Regions from separate parts of the Homo sapiens genome. Here all the other regions are linked to region 3. Evidence: read pairs that join two places in POLR2A ChIA-PET (ENCODE). Cell type or tissue: Panc1. All regions are shown on one strand. Region 1 has its middle 25 kb from the start of CHST14. Region 2 has its middle 37 kb from the start of CHST14. Region 3 has its middle 10 kb from the start of TRS-GCT4-2.

Evidence for each region. Peaks named below come from ENCODE experiments on the same cell type or tissue, not always from the same donor. Only the 100,000 strongest peaks of a DNase experiment are listed, where the experiment ranks them.
Region 1: POLR2A ChIA-PET joins it to region 3 with 10 read pairs; 5 of 35 experiments call an interaction of 5 or more read pairs at or near these places.
Region 2: POLR2A ChIA-PET joins it to region 3 with 13 read pairs; 6 of 35 experiments call an interaction of 5 or more read pairs at or near these places.

Annotation. Positions count from the first base shown.
Region 1 is chr15:40,491,816-40,499,815 of GRCh38, reverse strand. No RefSeq gene overlaps it. Among named protein-coding and RNA genes, the nearest start is that of CHST14, 25 kb to the right of the region's middle. In Panc1, no CTCF peak of the experiment used is centred here; no DNase peak of the experiment used is centred here.
Region 2 is chr15:40,504,473-40,512,472 of GRCh38, reverse strand. No RefSeq gene overlaps it. Among named protein-coding and RNA genes, the nearest start is that of CHST14, 37 kb to the right of the region's middle. RefSeq lists a silencer at 660-869. In Panc1, a CTCF peak has its summit at 5,243 (motif pointing right); no DNase peak of the experiment used is centred here; H3K4me3 peaks cover 2,160 bases; H3K27ac peaks cover 2,613 bases.
Region 3 is chr15:40,579,922-40,587,921 of GRCh38, reverse strand. No RefSeq gene overlaps it. Among named protein-coding and RNA genes, the nearest start is that of TRS-GCT4-2, 10 kb to the left of the region's middle. In Panc1, no CTCF peak of the experiment used is centred here; a DNase peak (open chromatin) is centred at 4,954; H3K4me3 peaks cover 1,975 bases; H3K27ac peaks cover 1,156 bases.

The sequences.
Region 1 (8,000 bases), 88 kb after region 3:
ATTAGCCAGGTGTGATGGTGCACGCCTGTAATTCCAGCTTTTTGTGAGGCTGAGACAGGAGAATTGCTTGAACCCAGAAGGTAGAGGTTGCAGTGAGCCGAGATCACACCACTTCACTCCAGCCTGGGTGACAGAGTAAGACTCTGTCTCAGAAAAAAACCCCAAAAAACAAAAAACTTAGCTGGACATGATGACATACACGTGTAGTCCCAGTTACTCGGGAGGCTGAGGTGGGAGGATGATTTGAGCCCAGGAGTTTGAGACCACATGAGCTATCATCACACCACTGCATTCCAGCTTGGGTGACAAAGACCCTGTCTCTAAAAAAGAAAAAAGAGAAAGAAAAAAAAAAACCTCATAGATTACTGTGGGGTTAAATGGGATCATGCATGCAAAGTGCTCAGCACAGCACCTGCCCCTGGCCAGTGCTCCATGGAAGTGAATGGTTATTGCCTTGGCAACAAGACCCTTTCCACCTTCACACGCTGCTTCCCAGGAGCTTCTCCTTCCATTCCACAAGGGTTCTTTCTCACTATGTGCCAAGAACCAATGTACTGGATGATGGTTCTGACTCCAAGTCTAGCCTCATCCTTCGCATCACAACTGCTTTGTTGTCGTTTTTGGTTAACATATTATCATCTGCCAGTAGCATACAGTATGATGACTTGACAAACTACAAAGCAAACCCAGAAATACGTGAAATCAAACCATACAGTCCAATTCTGAGACCCCCTCCAAAGAGCCCCCTCATGACTTTGGGGATTGCAGGAATACGTGCCACTCAGTGCTCAAACTGCCTGCATCCCTTCTTCAAGCCCTCTGCAATCTGCAAAAGTGAAGGGGGGGAAGCAGTATCCCTAAGCAGGGGCTGGGCATCCTCACAGCCTCCTCCCTGCCTGGCACTGGTATCCTCACCTATCTGCAGTGTGGTAACACGACCCTTTTCCCCCAGAGCCAGGTTGCCCGCAAGCCAGTAATGAAGTGTTTTTTACAACCCTGAAAGAAATACTTTAATAAAGCATGTGGTTGGATTATCGAACCCACAAGTATAAAAATATTGTGGTGCTCACACATGCAATGCATGCTGGTTAGTGACTGCCTCCAAAAATGTTTTACTTGCCATCACAGAGAAACGGGTGTATTGAAGATAAATGTTTTTAAAAGACCGACACGTAATGAAGTGAATCATAGTTCATTCACTCCTTCAACAAATACTGAACCCTACCACGGACCAGATGAGCAGCATGCTGGAGATGCAGTGGTAGGCAAGAAAGACAGAACTGCTGCCTTTGATGACCTCACCTTATAGAGGGGGATATAGACATGCATCAAATATAGAATTACAAGCTGTGGTAAGAGCTACAGAGGAGAAGGACACAGTGATCAGGGAGCAAACCACAGAGATCTGATCTGGTCTGCAGGTCAAAGGAGGCTGCCCAGAAAAGTAATGACTGAGCTGAGGGGGCACAGACTATGTAATAGAATGGGGGTCTAGGGGAGAAGCCTCAGCATAGGGGAGTGTCCAGGGATTATGCTAGGGTCACCTCGGGGTCTGGGATAACAGAACTCTCTATCAAAAACGTCTTTTATCCAGAGGCCCACTGGGTGTCTTGGGAAATGGCAGAGAGGATGCTGGGATTCAAGGTTGGGCTCTGGGGGCCAGGCGCAGTGGCTCACGCCTGTAATCCCAGCATTTTGGGAGGCCAAGGCGGGTGGATCACCTGAGGTCAGGAGTTCGAGACCAGCCTGGCCAACATGGTGAAACCCCGTCTCTACTGGAAATACAAAAATTAGCCAGGTGTGGTAGCACACCCCTGAAGTCCCAGCTACTTGTGAGGCTGAGGCAGGAGAATCACTTCAACCTGGGATGTGGAAGTTCCAGTGAGCCGAGATCACACCACTGCACTCCAGCCTGGGTGACAGAGCGAGACTCCGTCTCAAAAAAAAGGTTGGGATCCTAAATAAGAAAGGTAGAAAAATGCTGCCCCAAACTTCTGAGAGAAGCAAGCTGGGTGGGCAGGAACTCGTCCTAAGGTAGGAGAGCGCTGGGCCACATGAACACCATCTGGAAGAACTAGCTGGTGTCTCGTTCACAAGCCAGACTATTCAAGGTCTGGCCCAGACTCAAGAGAGCTGGGCTTGATGTCAGTGGAGAAACCATCCCTCCTCTCACATTAGCAGAGATGGCAGCTGCAGTTGAATGTCATGAGGGCCAGGGTAGTGGCCCTGTCTCTTTTTGGCAGCCAGAGGCCACAGCAGTAAGAAAAGGGCAGCTATACAGAGTGGTAGACATGGCAGAGGCAGGAGCAGCAAGGGCAGTTTCAGGTGAGAGTGAGTTGGCAGAGTCAGCCCAGTGGAGAGGAGGGGCCCATGGTGCTGAGGTCTCATCCAGTGACTTCAATGTGCTGGGGGCTTGTCTTAGAGATCATGGAATTGTTTTATGTCATTAACTGAGCTGCAGGTTGTCAGATTACGAAAACATGATGTTACAGCTTAGAAAATGTCCAGAATTGGGAGGTAACATGGCTCATAGTCCCTTGAAACAAGTGGCAGTCTCCTGGGGGACATTTTCAACAGCACTGAGTCAGAAGTGCAGTAACACCTGTGACATTCAGGATTTTTTTTTTTTTTTTTTTTTTTGAGACGGAGTCTCACTCTGTCGCCCAGGCTGGAGTGCAGTGGCACGATCTCAGCTCACTGCAAGCTCCGCCTCCCGGGTTCACGCCATTCTCCTGCCTCAGCCTCCCGAGTAGCTGGGACTACAGGCACCCACCACCACACCTGGCTAATTTTTTGTATTTTTAGTAGAGACAGGGTTTCACTGTGTTAGCCAGGATGGTCTCGATCTCCTGACCTCGTGATCCGTCCGCCTTGGCCTCCGAAAGTGCTGGGATTACAGGTATGAGCCATGGCGCCCGGCCGACATTCAGGATTTAAATAAGACCTGGGACATCAAAAACCTCATTTACTGCAGGCTCTGGCTCTTTGGGTGCCTACCACTTCCTCCCTTTTTGTAGATCCATTCATGATTGAGAAATATATCAAAAGAGGCAAGTAGAAAACCTTTATATTTATAGTTATTTAAGGAAATGCAAATACAAACCCACTAAAACATTTTTTATTTTTATTTTTTTAGAGACAAGGTCTTGCTCTGTCATCCAGGCTGGAGTGCAATGGTGCAATCATAGCTCACTGCAGCCTCTAACTGCTGGGCTCAAGCCATCCTCCCTTCTCAGCCTTCTGAGTAGCCAGGACTACAGGTACATGCCATCATCACACCTGGCTAATTTTTTAATTTCTTTTTGTAGAGAGAAGGGCTCACTATGTTGCCCAGGCTGGTCTTGAACTCCTGGACTCAAGCGATCCTCTTACCTTGCCTCCCAAAGTGCTGAGATTACAGGCATGAGCCACCTTGCACAGCCACTAAAATACTTTAAAACAAAATTGAAAAACCGCTTTTATTGTTCAACAGTTTAACATTCTTAGTATTTGCAATAGCTAAGCTGAAGGCACAAAGGTAAGCACAAGTAGATATATGGTGTCTATCTGCTTGAAATTCATTGGCTAATTGGGAGCCAGCCATTAATTAAATAATTGCCCTAGGAGATATATAATCACACATAGACAGGAGGGCCATAAAGATGAGGTGCATCTCACTGTGAAAGCTTATAGCAGGCCAACTTATCTACTGGAGGGGGTCAAGGAGGCTCCCCTGAGGAAGTGACAACTGGGAAGGTCTGAAGGATGACAGACAATGCAAGGTAGAAGCAGAGGAGGGAAAGCATTTAAGAGGGAACAGCATGTGCAGAGGCTCTGTGGTAGGCAGGGAAGCAGGTGTAACTGACACCTGAAAAGCCTATGTGGCTAGAAAAAGTGTTCTAGGAAGTGGAGGTGAGAAAGGAAGACAGGGTGGACCATGCAGGGTCTATGGCTGTGCTGAGTATGTAGGTCTTTATTCTATGGCTGTGCTGAGTATATGGGTCCTTATCCTAAGAGTGGAGGGAAGTTACTGAAGGATGTAAGCGGACTGGGCTGGAATGGGACAATGGAGATTTGGGAAGCTAGAAAGGAGGCTATTGCAATAGTTCAGACACAAGACAGTATTAGTCATCACCTTAATTGTGGCACTAGAGAAGGAGTAGAGATACAGAGAAGTGGAGGCATCTTGAAGATAAAACAAGATTGACGACTGACTGGAACATGGGGAGAAAAAGGGGTTAAGCAAGATTCTCAGGTGTGTGGCCTGTGAAACTGCATGAATAGAGGTCTTGTTCATCAAGACAGGAATAGAGTACAAAAGCAAGGCTTAGGCTGTGTGCAGTGGCTTATGCCTATAATCCCAGCACTTTGGGAGGCCAAGGCGGGTGGATCATGAGGTCAGGAGGTCGAGACCATCCTGGCCAACATGGTGAAACCCCGTCTCTACTAAAATACAAAAATTAGCCAGGTGTGGTGGCGCATGCCTGTAGTCCCAGCTACTCGGGAGGCTGAAGCAGGGGAATTGTTTGAACCCAGGAGGTGGAGGATGCAGTGAGCCGAGATCGCGAGCTACTGTACTCCAGCCTGGTGACAGAGCAAGACTCCATCTCAAAAAAAAAAAAAAAAAAAAAAGAATCTGGCACCTCCTCCTCTCTCCCTTGCTCCCTCTCACCATGTGACATGCATGTTCCCCCTCCACCTTCTACTCTGAGTAAAACCTTCCTGAGACCTCACCAGAAGCTGAGCAGATTCTGGTGCCACGCTTGTAGAGCCTGCAGAACTGTGACCCAAATAAACCTCCTTTCTTTGTAAATTACCCAGTCTTGGGTATTCCTTTATAAGCAATGCAAAACAGACTAACACACTTCTTCTTCTCCTCATTTTTCTTGGGGAGAAAAGCATGAATTTTGAACATGTCTAATTGTAAGTACCTTTGAGATGCCTAAATGGTGGTGCTAATTAGCATCTGGATACATGACTCTGTAACACAGAGGGTGAGCCCTGGGCTAGGGATCTGTATTTGAGATCACTGGCATGTATGGTACTTGAAACATCAGGCATTTGGCCAGGCATGGTGGCTCACACTTGTAATTCCAACACTTTCTGGGAAGCTGAGGCAGGAGGATTGGTTGAAGCCAGGAGTTTGACACCAGCCTGGGAAACCAAGCAAGACCCCATTTCTTAAAAAAAAAAAAAGAATGAAAGAAAAAGAAAATTAGCCGGGTGTGGTGATGCACACCTGTGGTCCCAATACTCAGGAGGCCGAGGAAGGACTGCTTGAGGCCAGGAGTTGGAGACTCCAGTGAGCTATTATTGTACCTCTGCACTCCAGCCTGGGTGGCAAAGTGAGACCCCATCTCTAAAAAAGAGGAGAAAAAGGAAACATTGGGCAAGAATGAGAGAGTTGGGAGAAAACATACTGTAAGAGAAAGAGGACTGGGGAAGACCTTGACAAGCCTCAACATTCAGTGACTGAATGTAGGAAATAACCCACAAAAGAGCCAGAAGAGTAGGCAGGGGTCAGAGAGTGAAGAGTAACACTAGCAGAGAGGGCTGTCCAGAAAGCTAAGGGAGGAGGGTGTTTCAGCAGAGAGAGTGTGATTCTCAGGACTGAATCCTGCTGGGAGGTCAAGAAAGAAGCCTGAGGATACCCACTGAATCCAGTGAGACAGAGGTCACTGATGACTGTGGGGAAAATGATTCTATGGAGTGACGGGGGCTGGAGTGGAGGAATGAATAGGAAGTTCAGAAATGGAGACAATGCATATAAATAACTCTTTCTAGAAGCTTGGGTATTCTATTAGCACACGCAATTGTGACGTTGAAACCACTGTATTAGGATTCACTGAGGCGAATAACATATTTCAATGGAAAAAGAGCCACTGTTTGTCAATAGGAAACCCACATACTAAAATAGAATTGGTGCCCCTCTTGATGAATCTGTGGAGCACTGATTCTGGTAGGACTGCTACATATATCCTGACATCAACAAGACAAATGTTCTTCATTTTGGGTACATACCTGCAAACCTAAACAGCATGATCTATATGTACAGATGGTTTGGTAGACAATTACTGATACAGGGGCATTTTTAGCCCTTTGATCTACTAGGAACAGGAAGTGGCAGAAAAAGAGACTAATCACAGTGATGGATGTTTCATCAGAACTACTGACTCACAGCATGTATCAGCACCCAGTTCTTGCCACCATTGCCTGTGGCACTTCAAACAGCACGGAGACCACTTCAAAACCACAAGGCAAGGTCTGCTATGGAAACACAAGCATGCGGCATTCATTCAATCCACAAATGAGAACTACGAGGGAATGGGAGATTTGGGGACTGAAACACACTAAAACCCACACTTTGATACCTGATCATGTTAGAAGCAGGAGATTATTTCATTCTGGATCTCAATACTTGAGACATTTTGACCCATTTGAAGACACTGACAACATTCACTTGGTACTGAATAGTCATCAGCACACTTCTTTTATCTGTGTGCATATACCAAAAATCTCCTAACCCTAATTGCTGATATCTGAAGTTTCGGTTTCGGCGGCAGGCACCCCTCCTTTTATTTTATCCTTTTTACCTAGAAAGCAGATCCTGAAAAGTTGAAATACATGTCAGCAGAATAGAGAGTGTTTGAAACTTTCAAATTGGTGTTCATTAAGGCAAGTATCTCACTGGTACATCATATTGACAGCAGCAATGCCTTGCACTAAGAGCGTTGGTACTTAAAAACGGCTTTGGGCATGCTTGAAACATATGTACTCATAGGCTGAGCATATATTAAAGGGAAGGGTTTTCAGAGACAGTTATTTGACAGTGACAGCTATCTATATTCATACATCAGGTATTTGCTTCTCCCTATCTGTAAGCTCCTCTTTGGGTTTAAGAAACACACCAGGGGTGGCTCACACATGTGATCTCAACTTTGGGAGGCCGAGGTGGGAGGATACTTGAACCCAGGAGTTCGAGACCCACCCAAGCAACATAGCAAGACCTTTTCTCTACAAAAAAAAATTTTTTTTGAGCAAAGGCCTTCTCACTGTCGCCCAGGCTGGAGTACAATGGTGATCTTGGCTCACTGGAACCTCCATTTCCCAGGTTCAAACAATCCTCCCACCTGAGTCTCCTGAGTAGCTAGCTGGGACCACATATTCCAGCCAACATGTCTGAATATATATATATATATATATATATATATATATTTTTTTTTTTTTTTTTTTTTTTTTGGTAGAGACCAGGTTTTGCCATATTTCCTAGGCCGGTCTCGAACTCCTGGACTCAAGTGATCCACCTGCCTCAGCCTCCCGAAGTGCTGGGATTACAGGCATGAGCCACCGTGCCTGGCCCAAAATTAAATAATAATAATAATAATAATAATAAGCCAGGCATGGTGGCATGTACCTGTGATCCCAGCTACTTGGGAGGATGAGGTGGGAGGACTGCTTGAGCCTAAGAGGTCAGGGATACAGTGAGTCGAGACTGTGTCACTGCACTCCAGCCTGGGTGACAGAGTGGGACCCAGTTTGTTTTAGTCAGGGTTCTCCAGAGAAACAGGACAAATGGGATATATACATAACATAGAAAGATTTATCCTAAAGAGAAGCCCCAAGATCTGTAGTTGGCAAGCTGGGGACCCAGGAGTATCAAAGGTATAGCTCCAGTTGGAGTCCAAAAGCCTGAGAAGCAGGAGAGGCAACAGTGTAAATTCTAGTCTGAAAGCTGGCAGGCTTTAGACCTATAAGAGCTTATGTTTCAGTTCAAGTCTGAGGCAGGAAAAGACCAGGATCCCACTCAAGGCAGTCAGGCTGAAGGAGTTATCCCTTTACTTTGGAAGGAAGGTTAGCATTTTGGTTTTATTGAGGCTCTAAACTGATTCAATGAGATTCACTCACATTAGGAAAGGCAATCTGCTTTACTCAGTCTACTCATTCAAATGTTAGTCTCTTCCCAAAGCATTCTCACAGACACACCCAGAATAATGTTTGGCCAAATATTTGGGCATCTCGTG
Region 2 (8,000 bases), 75 kb after region 3:
GATGGTGGATGGTAGTTACTTTTAATGAAGTTGCTCAGGCATCAGGATTGGGGCTGCTGATGAAGGGACTGGGGTGTTGGAAGGAGATTGGGTCATACGGAAAACAGGGTGATGGTGAGGCAGAGGAGAAAGCAGGACAAAGACCAAGGTCTATGGCTAAAGCCAGAGGCCCGAAAAAAGAGGGCCCAAACACGTGTAGGGCAACCCCAGATCCTTGCAGAGGGACATTCATCAGGTGGGATGTCAGAGCCAGGAGAGTTAATACTTATCCCCAAAGTAGAGGTTTGGGGAGCAGAGAGGAGGGCAGAGGCGGGTGGGGTGCAGACATGGGGAGGGGTCGCGCTCCTCTGTGGGTTTGGAGGGCTGCCTGTCCGGCGTTGCCTGCCGGAGGGCTTGGCGCTCAGCCACAGTTGCATCATCACTGAATGCACTGAGCCTGTGACCCTGTTTTTACACACACCTGTACCCAGTTCAAGCGGCATCGGGAGAGTCGTCTTAAAACTTCAATCTAAAACGTTCTTTTCCATCTGATCGGGCAGAGCGCAGGCCCCACGGGCCATCGTGGGAGGCACATACAGTCCGCACCGCGCGGACGCCCAGACCGCGGCCTCCGCTCCGCCCCGCCGCCTAGTCCAAGCGGGCAGCCAGTCTCCGCCCTGGAGGCGGCGGCAGAACCGGCTGCGCGAGGTCGGCGCTGGGGCGGCCCGCACATTCCCGCAGGCTCTGCGCCAAGGGGCGGTGCTGCGTACGAGCAGAGCCGAGACCTTGACCCTGACCCGGGCCCTGGGGAGGGAGCGTCCGGCCAGGGAACCTGCCCCTGCGCGCTCCTCGGCTCTTACGCGGCGGCTAGAGGCGTGAGGCCAGAGCCATGATCAGAGGGCGCGCAGTGAGGACGCCCCCAGCCCGCCTCGGAGCTTGGGGCCGCGCTGGGGTCAAGCGGAGCGCACAGAGGCCTGTTATCTGCCAGGGTTAGGAGCCACCGTGGCCAGGTGCCCTGGAGCGGGCCCTGGACCTGCGCGATCGCTGCGGGACAGAAGAGCGGAGACGCGGTTCACTGCCTGGCGCCTACAACCAGCGTGAACTAAGTGGCGAGTGGAAGAGAATAATTTGCCAAAAGAGGGAGGATTTGCTGGTCTACTGGCGGAACTGGAACCCACTATACCCACATCCCCATTCACGAGCGCCCACCTTGAAGGCGTAGAGACGCCATGGTTGTCATAGAAACACTCGTGCTGGGCCGCTGACATGAGCCTGCGGCGTGGAGTGAGGCAAGTTTTTACCAGAATGTGTGCACACATGTAACACGACGTAAAATGTCTGTCACTTATTACGCACATACCCTGAACCTAGGACTGTGCAAGGCACATTACAGAAGTAACTCAGATGTGGGTGTTTTGCAACCTACCTTTCCTCCCTAAGGAATCCTCGAAGCAGGGTTTACCAATGCTCTCACTCCTCCCAAAAGAAGCCACCTACACAGGTGGATTTTATTGAAGGCTTATAGAGGAGACCAAGGAAAGAGGAGATTTTTCATACATACAACAATAGGGTGAAGCATTTCTTTCCATTAAACATCTCTCCCTTGTTTTCCTTTTTGGCTGTTTCTCATGGACCCTTTCTCTGAGCAGTCTCTGAATCTTGCCCAGCCCCAAGTGCTCCCTCCAGGATCTTCCTCTGGACTCTCCATCTCTCCCCTTTCCCTAAGAAGATCACCCGGGTCCTGCCTCTCCAAGACTGCTCGTGGGAATACACACTGTCACCCACACAAGACAGCCTGCTCAACGAGTACTTGCATCGCCAGCATCCACAGTCTGCAGAGGTCAGCAACAGTTTTTATTTCTGAAACACATAGCTTTTCTCATCCAACTTGCCCAGAAATCCAGGAGGTAGATATCATTCCCATTTTACAGACGAGGAAACAGAAGCCTGGGGAGGTTAAGTAACTCCTCCAGTATCACATGTAATAAGTGACAGAACCAGCACTCAAACCCAGGCAGTCAAGCTCTTTCCCCTCCCCAAGGAGTCTCACAGAGCAGCAGTTTAAAGAACCATGTCTGGGTGATATCTTCTGGTGCTTCTATGAGCATTCATGGAATTGTTGCATATGTGATGTGCAGGTCATGAGAATGTGTGATGTTCTTGCATCATTTTATGCTGCTTTGGACTTGAAGCAGCATTTCTCAGATACAGAAATTATGTTGGCAAGTTAAGTTGGATGACAACTACCTACACCCGTATTTTCTTTTATTAATCAAATACAAATGTAGCTGAGGTATATGGCCTCATTCGATCCTCACAACCCCTTATGAGACTGAAACAGTGGTAAAGTGATTCCTTCTTCCACATTGTGAATTTCCTTCACGGAAAATTCTGAACATACAGTACTTCAAAACGTAAATCTTTTCCACAGTGTCACAGATTTCAAACTAATTATAAATACTACATATAAATGCTGTGTAAATATGACATATACACACACACACACTATAAATGCTATATATTTATATGGTAACATCTAAATGCCAGGTACTGCTCTAAACACTTTCCATAGTAACTCATTTAATAATTACAATCACCCTATGAAGTAGAAACTTATTTTTTTCAAAGATATTTTTAAATTATTAATTTTTATGGCTGCATAGGTGTATCTATTTAGGGGTACATAAGATATTTTGATACAGGCATATAATGCATAATAATCACATCAGGAACTGGGCGCGGTGGCTCATGCCTGTAATCTCAGTACTTTGGGAGGCCGAGGCAGGCAGATCACGAGGTCAAGAGATCGAGACCATCCTGGCCAACATGATGAAACCCCATCTCTACTAAAAATACAAAAATTAGCTGGGCATGGTGGCGTGTGCCTGTAGTCCCAGCTACTCAGGAGGCTGAGGCAGGAGAATCCCTTGAACCTGGGAGGCAGAGGTTGCAGTGAGCCAAGATCGTGCCACTGCACTCCAGCCTGGTGACAGATCGAGACTGTGTCTCAAAAAAAAATAAAAATAAAAATGACATTAGGGTAAGTGTGTTATCTACCACCTCGAGCATTTATCATTTCTTTGTGTTAAAAACATTCCAATTATACTCTTTTAGCTTTTTATTTTTTAAATGGAGTTTCGCTATGTTGCCCAGGCTGAAGTACAGTGGCACAATCTCGGCTCACTGCAACCTCTGTCTCCCAGGTTCAAGCAATTCTCCTGCCTCAGCCTCCCAAGTAGCTGGGATTATAGGCATGTGCCACCACACCGGGCTAATTTTTGTATTTTTGTATTTTTTTTTTTTTTTGAGATGGAGTCTCGCTCTGTTGCCCAGGCTGGAGTGCAGTGGCATGACCTTGGCTCACTGCAACCTCCACCTCCCAGGTTCAAGCAATTCTCCTGCCTCAGCCTCCTGAGTAGCTGGGACTACAGGCGCACGCCACCACACCCAGATAATTTTTTTTGTATTTTTAGTAGAGACGGGGTTTCACCATGTTAGCCAGGATAGTCTCGATCTCCTGACCTCCTGTTCCGCCCATCTCAGCCTCCCAAAGTGCTAGGATTACAGGCGTGAGCCATCGCGCCCGGCCTAATTTTTGTATTTTTTGTAGAGATGGGGTTTCACCATGTTGGCCAGGCTGGTCTCGAACTCCTGACCTCAGGTGATCCACCCGCCTCAGTCTCCCAAAGTGCCAGGATTACAGGCGTGAGCCACTGCACCCGGCCTCTTTTAGCTGTTTTTAAATGTACAATAAATTATTGTTGACTGTAGTTACCCTGTTGTACTATCAAATGCTAGATCTTATCCATTCTATCCAAGTATATTGTTATACTCATTAACCCCACTACCCTCCCCACTATCCTTCCTAACCTCTCATACCATGGTTCTACTCTCTAGCTCCATGAGTTGTTCAATTGTTTTAATTTTTAGCTCCCACAAATGAGAACATGCAAAGTATGTGTTTTTGTGCCTGGCTTATAAAGGTATTTTAAGCAAGACCTTATCTCTACAACAAAATGAAAAAATTAGCTGGGTGTGGTGACACATACCTGTAGTCCCAGCTACTCTCAGGAGGCTGAGGATTGCTTGAGCCTAGGAGGTAGAGGCTGCAGTGAGCCGTGATTGCACCACTGCATTCCTGCCTGGGCAACACAGCAAGATTCTGCAATAAATAAACAAACAAACAAATAAATAAATAAAGGTACTTTAAATTTGAGGCTTAATTTACATACAGTAAAATGTACAAATTTTAAAGTACAATTCTGAGTTTTGACAAATGTATGTACTCATGTAACCATCACCTCAGTCAAGATATAGAACATTTCCATCACTCCAGAAAGTTCCCTGTGCCCTTCTCAGTCTGTACTATGCAAAGAAGCCACTGTTCTGATTTCTAATACGACAGATTAGCTTAGTGTTTTCAGACCTTCATACAGAATTGTAGAGCGGTTTATTTAATCCAGTGCTTTTGAGATTCGTTTATGCTGTGGTATGTATCAGTAGTTTGTTCCTCTTATGCTTAGTATTCCATCATATGAATACATCACAATGTATTATGACTTTGTTTATAGACGTTTGGTTGTTTGTAGTCTTTGGCTATTATGAATAAACCTGCTATGAACATTTGTGGGCAAGTGTTTCGGTGGACATAGATTTTAATTTCTTTCTCTTTTTCTCTCTCTCTCTCTGGTCTCAAACTCCTGGGCTCAAGCGATTCTCCCGCCTCGGCCTCCCAAAGTGTTGGGATTACAGGCGTGAGCCACCGCACCCAGCCTAACTTTATAAGAAACTACCAAATAGTTTTCTAAAGGGATTGTCAATTTGGTATTATTACACAAAAAAAGGAAACTGAGACCCAGCCACGTTAATTGCCTCAGAATAATTAGCCCAGGCATATGTGTTCTGGAGTCTCTCTAGCTGGGGCTGGGAAAAGAAAAGGTTGTGAGGTGGGAGTGAAGAGATGCTAACCCAGGAGAGCCAGCCTCGAACCGTCCCGTCCTGTGTGCTGGGGGAAGAGCCCCGGCTACAGGCAGGAGACAGGGCTGTCCCGGCTGAGCTCTGGGGTCCTGCCCGGGGTTTGGCCGGCAACATCACCCCTCGCCAGCTTCTCGGGCCCCCTGGCTTCCCATTGCTCACCCAAACTCCCCCACTGGGAAGCAGCAGGCGGGCGGGCACAGCACTAAGCTGCCTTCACACCGAGGCGCCCGGGAAACGCGAGGCCAGAACAGAAAGCCCAGGAGGCGTCTCTGCAGATCCTGCAGGGGGAGCCGCTCCCACCGCCAGAGTCTGGCGGAGGGCGGGTTTCCACCGCTTGGAGGGGAGGCGGGAGCCCTCTTGGCCTTGGCGGGAGTGTTCCAGAGCCTGCTCCCCTGACACGGCCCCCGCGGTATACACAGCGCGCTGGACTGTTAGGTCTTTTCTCTTTTCTCCAGTAAGTGATTTTGTTGGAAGCTGCTTACATGGAGAAGTGAGATCACATCGAATAGTAAAATCAAACATCTCAGCTGAATATTCCTTTGGTTGCAAAGACACCAACTCACAGATTCTAACAATAGAGTTGTCGACATTGAAACAGGAGTGGAGGAAATAGATTTTAAATGTTAGCATTTTGTACAGACAGCCATTTGAACCACGAAATACCATCTAACATACAATGGGTAATTGAATAGAAAGCAAACACATTTTCATCAATAAGATGGAAACTGCCTTTTGTTAAAAACCTGAAGATACACTCTGAGGAGGCCCAATTTACCTGGCAACTATGTGCCTTTTTCTGTCTGACTTGTCCTTGTACGTTAATATTTTGATTTACTTGAAAGGAAAAGTTGTAAATATATGAGAAGTGTTCATGATGAAATGGAATGAAAGTCTGAGAGGCCTAATCAACCAGTTGTCTGTTCTCAGATATTCACTGGGTTCCCAGGTTAAACACTGCAGAGGTTCCAAAAGAGGTGAGGAGGGCCAGCGATTGATTTCACTGGGAAGACAAGACTTAGGCACAAGAAGCAATTCGCTATACAGGATGGTCTGTACCATGTAGTTATGTCACTAGTCATGAAGATTCAAATTTTCCTAAGACCACCATCATCCTACCAAAGTAGAATTAAAAGTTCACTGAGCCAGGCACAGTGGCTCATGCCTGTAATCCCAGCATTTTGGGAGGCCAAGGTGGGCGGATCACGAGGTCAAGAGATTGATACCATGCTGGCCAACATGGTAAAACCCCATCTCTACTAAAAATACAAAAATTAGCTGGACGCGGTGGCGCATGCCTGTAATCCCAGCTACTCAGGAGGCTGAGGCAGGAGAATGGCTTGAACCCAGGAGGCGGAGGCTGCAGTAAGCCAAGATTGCACCACTGCACTCCAGCCTGGTGACAAGAGTGAGACTCCGTCTCAAAAAAAGTTCACTGAAATCATGTGAATTTTTTTACATTTAACTTTTTGCATAGGCAATATGTTAACAAGATTCAACCGTCAGGAGATATTTAAAACATTTTCACAAAGTCTCCTTCCTATGGCATCTCTTAGCCACCCTTCCCATCTGTTTTCCTTCTACTTTATTAATCTGATCCCAGAGTTGCTTTATGCACCAACACACACAGAGGAATAAGCTCCCCTCCTTTTTACACAAAATATAGCATACTCTTCACACTGCTCTATATCTTGCTTTTTCCCCTTAATATATTTTAAAGATCTTTTCATTTATTTATTTTTAAAATTTATTTATTTAGAGACAAGGTCTCACTCTGTTGCCCAGGCTGGAGTGCAGTGGCGCAATCATAGCTCACCTAAACCTTAAACTCCTAGACTCCAGAGATCCTCTCACCTCATCCTCCTGAGTAGCTGAGACTACAGGAATGTGCCACCACGTCCAGCTATTTTTATTTTTTCGTAGAGATGGGGCTCACTTTGTTGCCCAGGCTGGTCTCAAACTCCTGGCTTCAAGCAGTCTTCTCACCTCGGCCTCCCAAAGTGCTGAGATTATAGGTGTTAGCCACCTTGCCCAGCTGAAAATCTTTATATATCAGCTTATAGAGAGCTTTCTCATTAAAAAATATTTTTCAAATAATACGATATTATCTCACTGTATGAATGTACCATAACTTAATTTTCCAGTCCTTTTATCTGTGGGCATTTAGGTTGTTTCCAATGTTTTGCCATTACAAACAATAATGCAGTGAATAACCTATTATACATGTCATTTTACACATAAGTTTATCTTTAAGGTAAATTTCTAAAGTGGAGTCTGCTGGATGGAAGGAAGTGCATTTGCAGTTTTGAGAGATATTGTCAAATTGCTCTCTGCAGAGGCTGTCCCACATCACCCTCCTATGCCCTCACCTACAGAGTGTGTTATCAAAGGTTTGGATGCTTGCCAAACTTTTCGTGAAGAAGGTTTTCAGTGTAGTTTTAATTTACATATATCCTACGAATGAGATTGAACATCTTTTCATATATTTAAAGCTCATTGTGTTTTTTTCCTGTGTATAAACTCTTATACCCTTTGCTCATTTTTTATTGGGTTATTAGTTTCGGGTTTTTATTTCTAAGAATTCCCATGTAACAGAGAAATTACGTTTTTTGTTTGTTTTGAGACAGAGTCTCACTCTGTCGCCCAGGTTGGAGTGCAGTGGTGTGATCTTGGCTCACTGCAACCTCTGCCTCCCAGGTTCAAGTGATTCTCCTGCCTCAGCCTCCCAAGCAGCTGGGACTGCAGGCATGCACCACCACACCTGGCTAATTTTTGTATTTTTAGTAGGGATGGGGTTTCACCATATTAGCCAGGCTGGTCTCGAACTCCTCACCTTGCGCCTGCCTCAGCCTCCCAAAGTGCTGGGATACAGGCGTGAGCCACCGTGCCCGGTCGAAAAATCAAGTTTTTGTGATGCAAGTTGCAAATATTTCCCCAAATTTTACATTGTCTTTTGACTTTGCTTACAGCATTTTTTCCATGCAGGAGAGTTTTTCTTTTTAGTGTGTTAAAATATGTCCATCTTTTCTTTTTGTGGCTGCTGGAGT
Region 3 (8,000 bases):
CCTCAAAAAAAAAAAAAAAAAAAATTAGCCAGGCATGGGTGTGCACACTTGTGGGCCCAGCTACTCGGGAGGCTGAGGCAGGAGGATCATTTGAACCCAGGAGTTCCAGGTTGCAGTGAGCCTTGATCATGCTACCGTACTCCAGCCTGGGTGACAGGCTGTCTCAGAAAAACCCAAAAAATTTTGCTTAAACAACAAAAATTTATTGTCTCCCAGTTCTGGAGGCTAAAGTCTGAGATCAAGGTGTCAACAGGGTTGGTTCCTTAGGAGGGGTGTGAGGGAGAATCTATTTCATATCTCTCATCTAGCTTCTGTAGTTTACTGGCAGTTTCTGGCATATCTTGGCTTATAAAATGACTAATCCTTGCAATTTTGCTTCAGTTGTGATTCTGGAAGATTTGGCATTTAGATCAGATATAAAGCTTTCCTTTTAAAATTCCTAACCTACTTTAACTTCAACATTTGGAATGTTGGAAAGAAAAAAGAACCAGAATAATTGCATCACTTATTATTTACTTGAATTACTAAAACATTTTCAAGAACCTTTTGTCTAGATGTCTTGGTAATGAAGAGATAGAAGATGCAAGTTCTTGGGCTCTTTGTGTCGGAGAGCATGCGGGGTCTAGAATTCCAAAGCCATGAACTGCTTTTAGATCCCTCAGTTCTTTTATGATGGAGAAGTTGTATTTGAATCTGCTAAGGCAAATTAAAGCAGTTAGTCATTTTTGCAAATTATTATTATTATTATTTTTGAAACGGAGTCTTGCTCTGTCGCCCAGGCTGGAGTGCACTGGCGCTATCTCAGCTCACTGCAAGCTCCACCTCCTGGGTTCATGCCATTCTCCTGCCTCAGCCTCCCTAGTAGGTGGACTACAGGCGCCCGCCACCATGCCTGGCTAATTTTTTTTTTGTATTTTTAGTAGAGACAGGCTTTTACCGTGTTAGCCAGGATGGTCTCGATCTCCTGACCTCATGATCCGCCCACCTCAGCCTCCCAAAGTGCTGGGATTATAGGTGTGAGCCACCAAGCGCCTGGCCCATTTTTGCAAATTATTAATTATTGCTTACCATTATAGTCTCCAAAATACTAGGTGTATGGTGTTATCTTTCCACCACTGGTGAAAACAACCCATGGTCTAGGCACTTTGGAGTAGCACCCACCAGCTGTGTGAAGGTCAAATGGATCTTAAAGAGTTGTGCAGTGGGACTGAAAGAGGAGAGTCACTATTTCAGAGATAACCAAATGTTAAAAAAAAGAGGTGAGATATTTTAATATTTGTTGTTTAAAAGTTTTATCTTGATAGTATTACACAATTATACAATACATACATACGTAATGTAATATGCATGTACAGTTTAAAAATAACAATAATAAGGCCAGGTGCAGTGGCTCACACATGTAATCCCAGCACTTTGGGAGGCCAAGGTTGGGGACGATCGCTTGAGGCCAGTAGTTCGAGACCAGCCTAGGTAACACAGTGAGACTCTGTCTCTACAAAATATTAAAAATTAGCCAGGTGTGGTGGTATGCACCCATATTCTCAGCTACTCAAGAGGCTCAAATGGGTGAATCACTTGAGCCCAAGAGTTCCAGACAGGCCTGGGAAACATGGCAAAACCCTGTCTCTACCAAAAATGCAAAAATTAGCTGGGTGTGCTGGTGTGTGCTGCGGTCCCAGCTACTCAGGAGGCTGAAGTGGGAGGATCACTTGAACCTGGGAGGTCGAGAGTACAGTGAGCCATGATCGTGCCACTGCAATCCAGCCTGGGCAACAGAGCAGGACCTTGTCTCCGAAAAAAAAAAGAAAGAAAGAAAGAAAGAAAAAAACAGCAATGCTGTATATACACCACCCAGCTTGAGAAATAGAACATTACCAGCCCCTTTGTTTCTTTTTTAAAAAATGATTTTTAATTATTTTAATTTTTTTTTCCTACCCTCTTGGCAGGTGGCAGATTACTAGCACCTTTGATGCTTCCTGTGTGTCCCTTCCTGGAGGCATCCTCCCACCAAAAAGATAACTACTTTGGCCGGGCACAGTGGCTCACGCCTGTAATCTCAGCACTTTGTGAGGATGAGGCAGGCAGACCACGAGGTCAGGAGTTTGAGACCAGCCTCACCAATATGGTGAAACCCTGTCTCTACTAAAAAAAAAAAAAATACAAAAAATTAGCCAGGCGTGGTGGCGGGCGCCTATAATCCCAGCTACTCGGGAGGCTGAGGCAGGAGAATCGCTTGAACCTGGGAGGCGGAGGTTGCAGTGAGCCAAGATCCCGCCACTGCACTCCAGCCAGGGAGACAGAGTGAGACTCCATTTCCAAAAAAAAAAAAGGTAACTACTTTTTGTTTGTTTGTTTGTTTGTTTGTTTGAGACGGAGTCACACTCTGTCGCCCCCGGCTGGAGTGCAGTGGCGCGATCTCGGCTCACTGCAAACTCCGCCTCCCGGGTTCATGCGATTCTCCTGCCTCAGCCTCCCGAGAAGCTGGGATTGCGGTGCATGTCACCACGCCTGGCTAATTTTTTGTATTTGTAGTAGAGACGGGGTTTCACCGTGTTAGCCAAGATGGTCTCGATCTCCTGACCTCGTGATCCACCTGCCTTGGCCTCCCAAAGTGCTGGGATTACAGGCGTGAGCCACCGTGTCTGGCAAAGATAACAACTTTTCTGAATTTCATGTTAATCATTCTCTTGTTTTTCTTACCAAATATACATATTTATACATATTTGTAGTCTTAAATATGTTTTGTCTGTTTTTTAATTTTATATAATGTATTCATTTTATATAACGTATTCATCTGTAACTTCTGTCACTGGACACTGTTTTATCCGTATAATTCGTTCATTTTCACTGCTGATTAGTTTGCAATTATCTGAACATACAATTAGGTATCCATTCTCTTATTGATGGATATTTTTGTTATCTCCAGTCTTTTGCTGCAAGAACACTGCTGTGACTGTTTTTATATGTCTCTTGGGGCACATGTACAAGTGTTTCTGTAGGTAGATAGCTAGAAGTAGAGTCATTGGTTATGTGTGTGTTCAACTTTAGTAGGCAATTCTTAACTGTTTTCACCTAGTTAATGGTTGACAAAAATGTTGCAGTTTTGAAAACGTGGACAAGCTTCAAATGAAAAGAAGAGGATGACAGAGGACTTGGAGGGGAAGAAAACAAAAATCATAATCATAGACAATATTGTTCACCATGTACAAGACAGTGTTCTAAGCAGAATGAGTGCCTTTGGTGATGATACCTCGTCAGGACCACAGTAAACTTACCCAACTAAAAACTGGTCACATTCCATGGCTGTTCTGCTTCTGTCTTTGGTTTTCAATAATCCTATGTTCTAGAATATGTGAGTCTTGAGGATCAATCATCCAAACCTCGAAAAGGCTTTGAAATCAGTCCATTTTCTCTAAAGTCTTTGGAAGCAAGATTGACTCAAGCAAGTCTAGGTCATCCGTGAAAAGATACAGACATTCAGGGAAACCCATGGTTCCAACCCTGACTGGAAACAATGCCAACTTTGAAAAATGCAGCTGCTGGACCAGCTGCATTTTCAGTTGCTGCATTCAGCTGCCTCAGCCTCTCACATGACTGGACAGAATGAAAATTGGTATAATCTTTTTGGAGGGCAGTTTCCTATTACCTATTTATATTTAAAGCCATTGACCCCATAATTACACTAAAAAACTGTCCTGTAGAAACTATGCTACAAGTGTGGAAGGGTATATAAGGATGTTTACTATGGCCTGAGAATAGTGAAAAACTGCAAACACCTAAAATTCCAGCAACAGAAGATAGATTGTAGTACAATGGAACACAATGCAGCTATAAAAAAAAAAATCGGCTGGGCGCGGTGGCTCACGCTTGTAATCCCAGCACTTTGGGAGGCCGAGGCGGGCGGATCACGAGGTCAGGAGATCGAGACCACGGTGAAACCCCGTCTCTACTAAAAAAAAAAAAAAAAAAAAATTAGCCGGGGGTGGTGGCGGGCGCCTGTAGTCCCACCTACTCCGAGAGGCTGAGGCAGGAGAATGGCGTGAACCCGGGAGGCGGAGCTTGCCGTGAGCTGAGATCGCGCCACTGCACTCCAGACTGGGGCGACAGAGCGAGACTCCGTCTCAAAAAAAAAAAAAAAAAAAAAATCAAGGCTGGGCACCGTGGCTCACGCCTGTAATCCCAGCACTTTGGGAGACTGAGGCGGGCAGATCACGAGGTCAGGAGTTGGAGACCAGCCTGGCCAATATGGTGAAACCCCGTCTGTACTAAAAATACAAAAAAAAAATTAGCCGGGCGTGGCGGCGTGTGCCTGTAGTCCCAGCTACTCCGGAGGCTGAGGCAGGAGAATTGCTTGAACCCAGGAGGCGGAAGTTGCAGTGAGCCAAGATTGCGCCACTGCACTCCAGCCTGGGTGGCAGAGACTCCGTCGCAAAAAAAAAAAAAAAAAAAATCCAAAAAATCAAGTTACAGAACAATTTGCATGGCATGATCTCATTTTTATTTTTATTAAAGGAAATACATATAGATTTTTGTATCTATGAATAGAAAACAGGCAGGAGAACCCTTTATTTTTATCATTATTTTCCCCCCTCCCCATTACCGCTAGAGGGTCTTGACTGCAAGTTGTCCAGGTTCTTGGCATTTTGAACAAAGAATAGGACAAAATGCACAGCAACGCAAGGAAAGAATGAAGCAACGAAAGGAACGAAATGAAGGCAGGGATTTATTGAAAATGAAAGTACACTCCACAGTGTGGCAGTGGGCCAAGCAGTGGCTCAAGGGCCCCCAATACAGAATCTTCTCGGGTCCAAATAGCCCCTAGAGGTTTCCCGTTGGCCACTTGGTGTTCACCTCATGGTTGCAAAGGCAACCAATCAGAGGCTAAACTGAAGTTACAAAGTTGCACTTCTATGCAAAGGAAGACTTGGCCAGCAATCAGTTTGATTGGTTGCAGACAACAACCAATCGGAGGCTGAAGTGATGTTACAAAGGTCACAGTCCCATGGAAACATCTGATCGATTGCAAAAAGCAACCAATCAGAGGTACTTTCAATTTCCCATCTGCGGGGCAGAAAAGTTGGGGGTTTGCAAAGGGAGTAACCTCTGGTCCTTTTGTTATTAGGAGTGGACAGTTAGGGCTTTCCTATCAATTTAGTTCTAGGAAGTCAGTGTGAAATGGCCTTAGGTTCCCTGCCTCCAGACCTTGTTCTGCCTCACCCCCACCCCTTTGGGACCCCTTAGTTATTAATAGTGGTTACCTCCAGAGCAGGGGTGAGGGAAGGGGGCTATAATAAAAGTTTTAAAAGGATACTTTTTTTTTTTTTCTGTAGAGCCAGAGTCTTGCTCTCTCGCCCAGGCTGGAGTGCAGTGGCGCGATCTCGGCTCACTGCAACCTCTGCCTCCCGGATTCAAGCAATTCTCCTGCCTCAGCCTCCTGAGTAGCTGGGACAACAGGCGCACGCTGCCACGCCCAGCTAATTTATTTTGTATTTTAGTAGATACAGGGTTTCACCGTGTTGCCCAAGCTAGTCTGGAACTCCTGAGCTCAGGCGATCTGCCCGCCTTGGCCTCCCAAAGTGCTAGGATTATAGGCATGAGCCACTGCACCCAGCCAAAAGGATACCATTTTATAAGGATAAAAAACACATTCAAGAACAGCCAACTGTTCAGCATAGCAAAGGACAACTAGATTCAACCTGGGCTCCTTATAGGTAGTACTTTTGTCACAGGTTTTGTATTAACATTCCAGTGAGAGGTGAAGTCAGCAGGACTTCCTGGGTCAGTGGGGACTTGGAGAACTTTTCTGTCTAGCTAGAAGATTGTAAACACACCTATCAGCCCTCTGTAAAAATGCACCAATCAGCGCTCTGTGTCTAGCTAAAGGATTGTGAATGCACCAATCAGCACTCTGTAAAAATGCACCAATCAGCCCTCTGTGTCTAGCTAAAGTATTGTAAATGCACCAATCAGCACTCTGTAAAATGGACCAATCAGCACTCTGTAAAATGGACCAATCGGCAAGACATGGGCAGGGACAAATAAGGGAATAAAAGCTGGCCACCCCCACCCCCTCCAAAAGCCAGCAGCAGCAATCCACTGGGGTCCCCTTCCATGCTGTGGAAGCTGTATTCTTTCGCTCTTCACAATAAGTCTTGCTGCTGCTCACTCTTTGGGTCCGTGCCACCTTTGAGAGCTGTAACACTCACCCGAAGGTCTGTGGCTTCATTCTTGAAGTTAGGGAGACCAAGAACCCACCCGAAGGAACGGACACACTAGCACCTAGCACAGCATTTAATTAACACAGAGAGACCAATTGCTTGATTAGTATGTGCAAGATAGAAGAACACACATGCACACACACACACACACACACCCTGCTTTTTAGGCATCTGCAGACTAGTGGAGTAATTGTAGTTAGGAACTCTTGTTTTGTGTAGAGATCCTTTGAAGCAATGGCACCCAATAGAACTTTGCTAGGTGATGGAACTATTCTATGTCTGTGCTGTCCAATATGGTGGTCACTAGACCAAGTGGCTTTGAACACTGGGAATGGGGCAAATACAGCAGAAAAACTGCATTTTGTTTCATTTTTATTTTTATTTATTTTGAGACGGAGTCTCACTCTGTCCCCAGGCTGGAGTGCAGTGGCACGATCTCAGCTCACTGCAACCTCTGTCTCCCGGGTTCAAGCAATTCTCTGCCACAACCTCCCGAGTAGCTGGGATTACAGGCACCTGCCACCACGCCCAGCTAATTTTTGTATTTTTAGTAGAGACCAGATTTCATCCTCTTGGCCAGGCTGGTCTTGAACTCCTGACCTTGTGATCCACCCGCCTCGGCCTCCCAAAGTGCTGGGATTACAGGCGTGAGGCTCCGCACCTGGCTTATTTTTATTTTTATTTTTTTTGAGACAGAGTCTTGCTCTGTAGCCCAGGCTGGAGTGCAGTGGCACGATCTCAGCTTACGGCAACCTCTGCCTCCTGGGTTCCAGAGATTTGCCTGCCTCAGCCTCCCAAGTAGCTGGGATTACAGGCACCCGCCACCATGCCCAGTGAATTTTTTGTATTTTTAGTAGAGACAGGGTTTCACCATGTTGCCTATGCTGGTTTCGAACTCCTGAGCTGAGGCATTCCACCTGCCTCAGTCTCCTAAAGTGCTGCGATTACAGGCATGTGTCACCATGCCCGGCCTGCATTTTATTTTATGAGACAGAGTCTCACTCAGTTGCCCAGACTGGAGTGCAGTGGCACGATCTCAGCTCACTGCAACCTCCACCTCCTGGCTTCAAGTGATTCTCCTGCCTCAGCCTCCTGAGTAGCTGGGATTACAGGCACATGCAACCATGGCTGGCTAATTTTTGTATTTTTCATAGAGACAGGGTTTTACCATATTGGCCAGGCTGGTCTCGAACTCCAAGACTCAAGTGATCCACCCGCCTCGGCTTCCCATGCATTTTAAATTTTATTTAATTTTAATTAAATAGCCATATGTTGCTAGCATTGGACAACGCAGCTTTAAAAGATCTGTTGAGAAATTAATATATAGACTCTCCTCAGAAAAGTATACACATATACCAAATTTTACATAAAATTTCAAGAGATCCAGGGATCCTCTCAAGCCCATCCATGTGTCTCTAGCTCAAGAACCTCTGAAATAATGAGAATAGGATAAACAGCACTAGAGAGGGTAAAATTCAGAACTTAAGAGGTGAGATGGAAAATGGGCAAATGCTAATGCTCCCATTCAGAACCCTGGGATCCTGGAAGGAATCACACTAGGTGTGCCTCCCTCCTTCTCCTGTCACACAGAACATTTACCACATTGTTTACTGTTTACTTTCCCACATTGTGCTGGACATTCGGACTGTATACTTCATAAGAGTGGAGACCTTATCTGTCTTACTCACCATTATATACCCAGAGCCTAGTGTGAATCCAGCACATAGTTGGCTCTCAAATATCTGCCATATGAATTCATTTTATTGGATATCTCATTCTTCC